2 separate regions of the Homo sapiens genome follow, and region 1 is linked to region 2. Evidence: chromatin loops called from intact Hi-C (ENCODE). Cell type or tissue: stomach. All regions are shown on one strand. Each heading gives the region's core, and the rest is flanking DNA. Links, peaks and the distances in the headings are about the cores only. Region 1 has its middle 17 kb from the start of COMMD10. Region 2 overlaps LOC102467217 (a long non-coding RNA gene).

Region 1 (5,389 bases), core at 154-5,153, 420 kb after region 2:
TCTAGGCTGTTACATTGATCTATGCATCTATTCATCTGACAATACCACATAGTCTTTGTGATGGCAGATATATAATACAGTTGGCCGTTGAACAGTGCACAGGTTAGGGGTACCAATGCATATTTTGTATGTTATATATTTACAGAGTGTATTCTTACAATAAAGTAAGCTAAAGAAAAGAAAATGTTAAGAAAATCTTCATGAAGGGGAAATATATTTACTATTCATTAAGTGGAAGTGGATCATCATAAAGATCTTCATCCTTGTCATCTTCACATTGAGTAGGCTGAGAAGGAGGATGGAGAGAAGGGGTTGGTTTTGCTGTCTCAGGGACGGCTGAAGCAGAAGAAAATCTGTGTATATGTGGACCCAGACAGTTCAAATCTGTTGTTCAATGGCCAACTGCAAATTTTAAAATTAGGTAAAATAATTCTCCCCATTTTGTTTTTCTTTTAAACATCGTTTTAACTACTACAGTTCATTTACTTTTCCACATACATTTTAGATTAATCTTGTCTATATCCATAAAAAAATCTTGCTAGCATTTTAATAGGAATGTGTTAAATCTGTGTATCAATTTGAGAAGAACTGACATTTCTATTACCTTAGAGTCTCCCTTCCAGTTCATGAACACGGCATGTCTTTTTGTATATTTATTCCATTATCATTCCATCCATATTCCATTATAGGTTTTTTCCATTATCATTTCATAGTTTTTGGCTTACAAGTCTTATATGTATTTTGTTAGATTTACAATCACGTGTCTCATTTTTCCGGACAATTCTAAATGGTATCATATTTTAAATTTCAGTGTTTATTGATAGCATGTAGAAATAAAATATATTTTTGTATGTTGATCTTGTATCCTACAACTTTGTTGAAGTCCCTTATTAGTTTTAGAAGGCTGTTCGTAGATTTAAAAAAAAATCTTTGTAATTTTTTTTGGAATTTTCTATGTAGATGGAATTTGTCATCTGCAAATAGGGACAGTTTTATTTCTTCCTTTCTAATGTATACGCATTTTCTGTCCATTTCTTTCATTATTACTCTGGCAAGACCTCCCATTACTCTCATAGCAGTGGTGAGAACAAGCAGCCTTACCTTGTTCTTGATCTTGGGGATCTCATTTAAAACATTTTTTGCTACTTTCTTCTAGCTTCCAATGTTTCTGAAGAGAAACCTGTCCTTTGAATTTTTTTTTTCCCAGAAGTAATGCTTTAAAAAATTTGCTTTTCAGCTTTCAGAGGTTGAGTTATGATGTGTGTTGGTGAGTATGTGTTCCGTTGTTGGGGTACCTCATTACAGCCTGGCCAGGGTGGAAGTCCAGGTTCCCTATTCAGCCTTTGCTGGTGGGAGTGAGGGCACAGTTTTCTTCTGTGATTGTTGGTGGAGTAGACGGGTTATTGTTTAAAACCCTTCTGTCTTGCTGGGCTGCCTATTTCTTGGTTCTTTGGCTACAGAGACCAAGGTTTTGGGAGCTTTTTCCATCTGTGCCCATTGGCATTTCTGGATTGCTGACATCTCCGTTACCCAGTCTTCATACACCCAAAGATGTATGAAGTAAAAGAAAGTAAAAAGAAACCCAGGGTACTTACTGCTCTGTCCTTCCTCATGTCCCAGGTCCCTAACCAGTCTGCCTCCTTCTCTCTGCCTTTCAGAGTCATCTTATATTTGTTTTATTCGTAAAGTCCAGAGTTTGTAACTGTATGTAGTGAGAAGAATAGCAAAAAAGCATCCCTACTCCATTTTTCTGCAAATGGAAGTCCTTGTTGGGCTTTAATGTCAAGGTGATGCTCGCCACATAAAAGGAGATGGTGACCACTTTCTTTTCTCTACAAGCCTTTGTTTCAAGTGAAACTATTCATCCTCACATGTTTATTGGAACTTGCCAGTGAGGCCAGTTGGACCTGAAGGGATTTTTTTTTGTTGTTTTCTTTCTCTCTCTCTCTTTTTTTTAATAGGAAGGTTTTCAATAACACATTTGTTTTTAAAACAGTTATATTCTGTTTTCTTCTATTTTTCTTATGTATTACATATTACATATATATCTTTCTATAAGTTATCTATTTTATATAAATTTTCAAATTTGTGAACATAGTTATATAAAATATATACATTGTCATTTTTAAATATCAACCATTTTCCTCAAATTTTATTTATAAATTATTTAAAGGACATTACTAACCAGCATTCTTTCAGTAAATTATTTTCCCCCTTAGTTAGCCAGAGTTGGTCAGAGTTGGATTCTCTTACTCATAAACAAAACACCCTAACTAATACACTTATTGTCCAGAAAATGGAGAGACATGTATAGTGTAGTTGCGGCAAATTGCTTTTCAATAAATTTCCACAAAAAATCTATTCCTTCTGTTTTCTGAGAGATACCTAGAGCCTGATTTAAGAGGTGTGAGCTAAGGCCCTCCCGTTTCTTTTCGACACACTGCTAACAATTGTGTTCTCAGCAATAGGAACTGAAAAGTGTCCATACAACTCATAAATTGTTCCCACTTCAATAGAACAGAAATTACTTTGCTTTTCAGGAGTTACTACAAAAAGTCCTAGAGAAAGAAAAAAGAAAAAAACAAAAACAGAATCCCAAAAAAGTCCTAGAGAGTGAGAGGAAGGAATGCTTTTTCAGTTGCTTCACATTTAGAATCCCATTCTAGCTTTGAATTTTCCAAACAGTACTTGGCATAGAGTAGCACTAAATATATGATTTCTATGATTTTTGCATATATTCTTGAATGATGAGGGTTATTTGCATTTTGTAATTTTTAATCATACATTTTCCTAAAAACGATATACAGAGGAAATACATGAATGGTTTTGGCTCCCTCTGCTGGCCATTTATATGCACTTTAGGTTTTACACAGAACAAAATCAAGACCACTTTTTCAAATGGATTTGGAATTTTTTCAAAAAGATTATTTAAGGCTGGGTACCATGAGATTTTTATCTTTTCTTTGGAATAAAAGATGATTTTCTCAAGATTTTGTTTCTTTTTTTAAAAGTCAGGGTCTCACTTTGTTGCCCAGGCTGGAGTGCACAATCATAGCTCACTGTAACCTCAAATTCCTGGGCTCAGATGATCCTCCTGCTTTAGCCTCCTGAGTAGCTGGGACTACAGGTGAGAGCCACCACGCCCGGTTAACTTTTAATTGTATTTAACTTTTTAAGATCAGGGCTCGAGTGCTATGTTGCCCAGGCTGGTCTCTAATGCCTGGCCTCAAATGATCCTCCTGCCTCAGTCCTCCAAAGCCCTGGGATTACAGGTGTGAGCCACCATGCCTGGCACTATTTAAACTTTTCAATTTAATTTTTCAAATTTATACTTCAAAAAACTTTAACATTATAACTGTTATAACATTATAACTTTAAAAAAGGATACATTTAGCACAATAAATGAAGTTTAGAAAATGTTTTAGATAAAAGGCCTGACTCCTGCTATGTCTCTTTCTCAAGCTGTCTGTGGTGAAGGTACCCAGTTATAGAGACTGATGCCATTCCATATTGCCATAACAATGCCTCCCTCAGTCCAGTCAATTCCTCGGCCATTCTCCAAAGCAGCTATTTAAACGTTTGGCCTTTTTAACTCCCGACTTCTTTATCCTCTTCTCAATATTGCTGTTTTCTTGGAAATGATAGAGACCATCCGATACATAACTTTGACATTCTGATTTTTTCTCCTGCCCCCAATCCTACTAAGAGTCTCTATCCATACCTCTTTTTTGCCTCCACTCTTGTAGTTTCAGTGAAACAACTTTCTCTCCTGTTAAAGGACAGTCAATTGGGATGGATCCCTTTTCCCTGGGTTCTTTAGGAACAGCACTGTATGAAACATTATCATCTCTCTCTTTTCTATATCTTTGTTGGCTTTTAATGATCATGTGATCATACACTTATTGTTTACGTCAGCTGGGATCTTTCAACTGCAAACAGCTCTGGCTAATTTAAGCAAAAAAAAAGGGGGGTGGGGGGCACTAGATCTAAGAAAATGCAGAAAAGGTTGGCCTCAGGAAGAAAAGGCACCAGGCCAGTTTTATGAGCTGGGTAGCCACACATCATGAAGCAGGGACCAACCATCAGAAACTTTGCTGAGCTGGGGGAGAGAGCTGAACTGCCAGGTGTCAGACTAGTTAAAACAACAAGACAAATGTGAAAGAGGTAAGGGTGTAATCACTTACTGTGATGGTATATGCAAGAATCTAAAAGGAGATTGCTGTGAGATTTAATGAGATAATGCTTGTAAAGCATCAGAAACAATCCTGGGTACACAGCAAACATAACTTGATAAATGATGGCTATCGTTACGTATTCAGAGCATCCACAGTGCCCTGTATTCAGATGAATCATGACACTTTTTCACTTCACTGTTGTTTTGTGGCCTCATACTGATGTGTAAGTTCCTTAGAAGCTTAGGAGAAGGGATTGTGTTTTTTAAGCGCAAGATCCCTAGCACAGAGCTTGGCACAAGGTAGATATTCAATAAATGCATGCTGGATAATGGTAAGAGACAACCTGGATTACATGTTAAGCGCATATGAAAGTAAAGTAAAATAGGTGTGGTTACAAAAGGTCCTCTAGGTTTCCTAAATAGTAGCATAAATTATTTACATTAAAATATTTGATTATTAACAGGCATGGAGGTGCATGCCTGTAATCCCAGCTACTGGGGAGGCTTAGGCAGGCAGACTCCCTGAGCTTAGGAGTTTGAGATCAGCCTGGGCAACATAGTCAGGCCCCATCTCAACCATATCATCTTGGTTATCATTTTTACTTTTTCAAATACTGACTCCTTGTATAAATAGAATTTGAGAGTCTGTCAGACAAAATCTTTTCCTTTCCTTTGTTGTCCTATGACCACCACCACCAGCATCCTCATCGCCAACATAATTGTCTTCAAGTGCTTTAAGCAATCATTGAATAATAATCTTCTTGGTTAGTTTGTCCAGCAAGAAATCCCTGTTGCACGTTAGATTCCTCAGGAAGCAGAATCTGAGATGAGATTCACAAGCAGGAAGTTGAGTGCTGTTGAGTTGAATGCTTAGAAGGGATAGAAGGGAAACAGGGTTGGGTAGAGGGAGAGATTGGGCTGCAATGCAGTCACAATAAGCCCTCAGCTGGCCCCCCAGGAGCTGCGAATTGGAAATGGCTCTTCAGTGTTGTTCCAAGTTGATATCAAAAGGACACAGTGGTGTGCTAGAACTGACTCATTCCAGCTTGGGAGGTGATTGTGTGCATCTCTTCCCCAATGGCCATTCATTGATCACACTTTGGTACTTGATATGGGCTATAGTAGAAATATCAACACTATAGAAACTGGTTAAATGCTACAAATTAGGGCATTTTTCTCTCTTCAGAGATCTGGTTGTTAAATATTACCAGTCAG
Region 2 (5,389 bases), core at 254-5,253:
TAATAGGAATATAAAGCTGACCTTAAAAATTTTTTTATAGTGCTAAAATTTTATTTTCCTCTTTAGAGACATTGACTCAGTTTGATCTTTACAGAATATGTATGAAACACAATATAATAATCATTTAGATTAAAGAGGCTTATGATTAAAAACAGATGGATAAAATGTTTTATTATTGGGCATTTTGATATTTATGCTGACTAAATATTACTCTTGAACTTGTCTCCAAAGGTCCTGACAAAATGATGACAGCCCATCCCTTGTGAAAATTCAGCCCATCAGACAGTGTGAGAACATGAGCTCAGAATTTCATCTGATAATTTCCCATCTTTAATTCATTTTAGAATATGATACGCATAAGTGGAAAAAAAACAAAACCCAATGACTAGTGATTCATCCTTTTGTTGCCTTTAGCTTTATTCTCACAATAGCTTTTTGGAATTCTGTGACTTGTGTGGTATAGAATCTGACCCCATCAAGAAAGGCACAGAAAGATTATATAACATGTTACTCACCATCAGAATATCAATATGATTAGATAACTGCACACTGATGTTTCTGAAGAGATAAAAGAAAATTTGGTATGTTGGCAATCCTCAGATGACAATCATTTGTTATCTGCCCAATATATAAATTTCTCAACATACAGCTGATTAAGTAAGAGAAAGAAAAATATCCACCAGTAATTCGACATATGTTATATTCAATATTGAGTGTGGATACTTTGCATTTTATGTATTTGCATAATTCCAGTGGAGAATAAGGTAAACTTTTATTTTTGAGGTTATAATATTTGTGATGAAAATGAACCTGTCCCTTATTCCTCACTCACCGCTTACATGTGATGAAGTAGTTAATCTTCAAAGTGGGTGAATTGAGCCTTTTTCTTTTTCTTTTTTTTTTTTTTTTGAGACAGTCTCGCTCTGTCACCCAGGCTGGAGTGCAGTGTCAGGATCTCGGCTCACTACAAGCTCTGCCTCCCGGGTTCACGCCATTCTCCTTCCTCAGCCTCCCAAGTAGTTGGGACTACAGGCGCCTGCCACCAAGCCCAGCTAATTTTTTGTATTTTCAGTAGAGATGGGGTTTCACCGTGTTAGCCAGGATGGTCTCGATCTCCTAACCTCGTGACTCACCCGCCTCAGCCTCCCAAAGTGCTGGGATTACAGGCATGAGCCACCGTGCCCAGCCGAATTGAGCTTTTTTCAGGCTAAACCATAAGTTTATGGCAAAGACAGTTTCTCAATTATGATCTACTATACATGTATATGTATGTATATGTATAGGTACATATATGTATATGTATAGGTACATATAAATGTATATATATATATTTGGTTTGAAAATTCACTTCAGAAATTTGACGTGGGGAAAAAAGGAAACAAGACAAGATAATGTGTTAAAGGTGAAAATGATAAAATGCTAGGGTGCAGAGAATAATCTCACATGAGCTTTCTTAATACTTGGGAATAAAACATAACAACATGTTGTTCTTATATAACTCTGGTCTAGCTAATGGTATGTTATCTGTATATGGCACTACATAATACTGTGTTTTCCCTAAGCCCATGCATGACACTTTACACTAATTTATAAAAAGAAAGCATGTTCCCATAGACCAATGCAAGAATACACACTGCAGTAGGTAGACAAGCTAAGGGGGCAGAAGTCCAACAATGTAGCTCTTTTTGAGGAACTTTGGTCACAAGATGAGGTCCTGCCACAGTATATGACCAGAGCTGCAAACAGTCGAGAAAACTGAGAATCTTGGGGGAAGGTGGTATGCAGAGTTAAGCTTGGGTATGGGTGGCAAACCATAGGATGTGTGTGAGGGGCAACCATGAAGTGATATGTGAGATTTAACTCATGTGCCAAAAGTAAGTGTGATCCTCTCTGCCCTCAATGTTGTAGCCTAAGAAACCAATGTGCCAGGGCACAAAAGATTCTCTTGACCTCCTCCTTTGTTATTACTCAGCATATTCTTTTGAATATACTGGGGTGGAAAATTTTTTAGATTTAGGGGGACAGATGATTTTTAAGGAATTGCCAAATGCCATTGGATGGGGAGTAATTTATCTTTTTTTATTGTATTGCTATGTTTTTTCTTTCTAGAGAAAGAAGGGGAAAGAGAAAGGAGATTATTATAAAATAATGAGGCATTTTCTTGCATATCTTTGGAAAATTTATTTTAAAATATTATGTACCTCATATATGTGTGCTCCTAAGTACAAAGCACGTCTACTCAAAAATTTATAATTACATAACATTACCAAATTGTTCTTAAAACAAGAAAGGTAGCTAATTTCTATCTGGACTACAGGTCTTGTGTGATTGGTTCATATGGAATATGTTCATAGTGCCCATGTCAAGTCTGGGGATGGATAAAAATAGGAAAACAAAATACATGGACAAAGCATAAATCTTGGTGTCAGTATGCATAATAAATGAAAGCCTTAATTGCATCAAAAAATAAATATAGATGTAAGGAGCTGGCACAAACTCAGCACTCAATATGTGCAATCTGTCAGAGGATAGAGCTGCCACAAAAGCTACCATTATGAGCATTTACTATGTACCAGATCTGCCAAATTGCTTTACACATATATCTTGCTTCTTTCTCAGGACGGTCCTATTACAGGGAAATTACTATTTTCCACTTCTAATATAGGGAGGTTTAGAGAGGTTAGATAAGTCAATTAAGGTCACACGGCTAACAGTAGCAAAGCCAGATTTTGAAACCATGTCTGTCCAACACCAGATTCTGCACTCTTAATCCCTTAACTCTCTTTTGTATGTTTTCTGCAAAAGTAAAAAAGGAATTGAAATGAATGTACTCTGCTCACATCGAAACTATTACACCAAAAGTCTGTTCCTTGGCTGAAAAACACACACACACACACACACACACACACACACACACACACACGGCATGGCCCTTACTGACTTATACACCAGCTTACTCAGCTGAATGAGTACTTCCCTATTGTCTTTTATCTTTTGTCTTCCTTTACCTCCCTTCTTGACTGTCATCCTTCCCATCTGACTTTGCCTTAACTCCACTATTCCCATCTCTTTCACCTGAATCCCACCTTTACTTTTCTCCTTTCACAAAGGCAAAGACTTTGATGCTGGGGGTAAAAAGAAGAGAACCCGCAACCCCTAGCTGCCTCATCCTCCCCACCCATAGGCCATTCAGCTGTGTCTGAGGCATCTTCTCGTTTCCCCAACAGCCTGCTTGCCAAATCCCCAAGCCCTTCTCCAGCTCACAGGCAAAGATGCCTAGAGTAATCTCAGTTTAGTTTTCCTCTACATTGTAGTTTATCCTGGTTTATGTCCTCCAAGACATAGCTCCACTATCTGTTTTCCTTTCCTAACGAGGTTAGGAGGAGGGAACATGAGAAATGAGGTGCAGGAAGAAAACTTTTCTACATTTAGATGGTTTCTAGAGTGTGTCACACTTCCAAATTGAAATGAGGCTTGTTAAAAGAGTACTCAGTAAGTGGGGCTGTTCACCTAACATTGCCTCCTCTGGGTATCAGAGTCATGACTGCATCAGTCAGGTGAGGTCCACAACTTGTCTATATTCCACAGTGCCCTAGGAGTTGGGGCAGGCGGAGGGTTCTTTAACTTCACATTTCATTAAAACACTGTATTAGTCTGTTTTCACACTGCTATAAAGATACTACCCAAGACTGGGTAATTTATAAACAAAGGAGGTTTAATTGACTCACAGTTCCACAGGCTTAACAAGAAGCATGGCTAGGAGGCCTCAGGTGAAACTTACAATCATGGCAGAAGGCGAATGGGAAGCAGGCACCTTCTTCACAAGGCGCAAGAGGGCGTGTGTGTAGGAGGAACTGTCAAACACTTATAAAACCATCAGATCTTGTGAGTACTCACTATCACAAGAACAGCATAAGGAAACCACCTCCATGATCCAGTCACCTCCCACCAGATCCCACCCTCAACACGTGGGGATTATGGGGATTACAGTTTGAGACGAGATTTGGGTGGGGACACAGAGCCACACCATATATCAAACACCAATAGCATTTTTAAGTAATGATTACATCAACACTATAAAATAAGAACTGATTTAGCTATGCTTATGTATAAACAATAAACAAATGCTATATAATGTTCCTGATGTAAATGTCCAATTCTTTCATAACTTAAGAATAGCTTTATAACATTGTTGGCTAAGAATAGCTAAGAGAGTCGTCTAATAGTCTCTGTTCTGCTCAAGTAAACATCTCTTCTATAACACATTATCCGAATTCTGCTTATCTTTGATTTTTAATGATTCCCAGGCTGTTCCTGTACCATACTGAGATGTCACCTCTCTGTGTGAGGGCCCCTATTGCTAGCCAGTAAATGATCCCTATCTGCAACTACTTAAAGTTCAGATTTTAAACAACAAAAGTCATTGTCATAGAATTGCCAATGTGTGTTTTCAATATACTCACCAAGATGCCTGGCACTAAGTACTTGTTGCTCCAAGAATAGCGTCAGGCAAGTAATAGGGGCCTAGTAAAATGAGGTTAAGGAGAAAAAAAAAGCAATTTCTTAGAAGGATGGGGATGATGTGGGTAGCTTATAGTTCCTAAAGGCAAGAAACTCAACTAGCCTCCCCAAGTTACTCTGTCCACAGTCACAGGATCTCTTGTTTCCAATTTTCTCTGGGCAAAGGCTTCATTCTCTCTCTTCCAGGCTGGCTCTCTCTGCTTATCCCAGCACACAGGAGGATATAGCCACTGCACCAGCCCTAGTTGTTCTTCCCTTCCAATTCGTACATTCAATAAAGACTTAGAGTTTGTGTGTGCCTAATCCACATTTGCAGGAAAATGAACAGATTGATCAGCAGAAATTGGGTTTCCATCGGGTCCAACACACCAAGGGAGGGGGCCAACATGGGAGCCCACGAGAGAAGGAGGTGAGGAAGGGTTCTCAAAGGAGAAGGGTAGAATGAGGAGAACAATGGGATAAATGGCTTCACTTATTTCTGATCGCTCTGTTCTGCATGCTTTTACACTCTTGGGCAGGACAAATAATTTTTTTAAACCAGAGCCCAAGAGGCAAACTGATCAACCACTGGGCTTAATAATGGATGTTAGGACATGTCCCATATATTACCATTAAACGTGCTCCTGATAATACCTTTTCAAGGATATAGCTGTTTAACGATGGTATCCTCTTGGTTCAGACACATAGAAGCTAAGAGGGGAGAACCAAACCTCTTTGTTCATGAGCCAAGAATGAAAGGAACAGCAATTAAAAGAAGTTAGTTGTATCTTATTCCCCCATTCTAGGTTGTTATCTCTTATCAGGACTTAAATTCTATCCAAGGGAAGCTCTCTTCCTGACATAGTGGAGGCCAGAAGTCAGTCAACTA

The links. Hi-C counts contacts between places; a loop is a spot of excess contacts. Peaks named below come from ENCODE experiments on the same cell type or tissue, not always from the same donor. Only the 100,000 strongest peaks of a DNase experiment are listed, where the experiment ranks them.
Region 1: a loop joins it to region 2, with 4 times the contacts of the local background. A loop is called at or near these places in 96 of 110 quality-filtered maps.

The regions. Positions count from the first base shown.
Region 1 is chr5:116,065,398-116,070,786 of GRCh38, forward strand. No RefSeq gene overlaps it. Among named protein-coding and RNA genes, the nearest start is that of COMMD10, 17 kb to the right of the region's middle. In stomach, for the core only: a CTCF peak has its summit at 2,837 (motif pointing left); a DNase peak (open chromatin) is centred at 2,834; H3K27me3 peaks cover 1,708 bases.
Region 2 is chr5:115,641,739-115,647,127 of GRCh38, forward strand. LOC102467217 (a long non-coding RNA gene) reads right to left here. Exons shown (of 5, transcript NR_104674.1): 4 at 4,464-4,524; 5 at 387-558. Among named protein-coding and RNA genes, the nearest start is that of TMED7-TICAM2, 18 kb to the left of the region's middle. In stomach, for the core only: no CTCF peak of the experiment used is centred there; no DNase peak of the experiment used is centred there; H3K27me3 peaks cover 1,316 bases.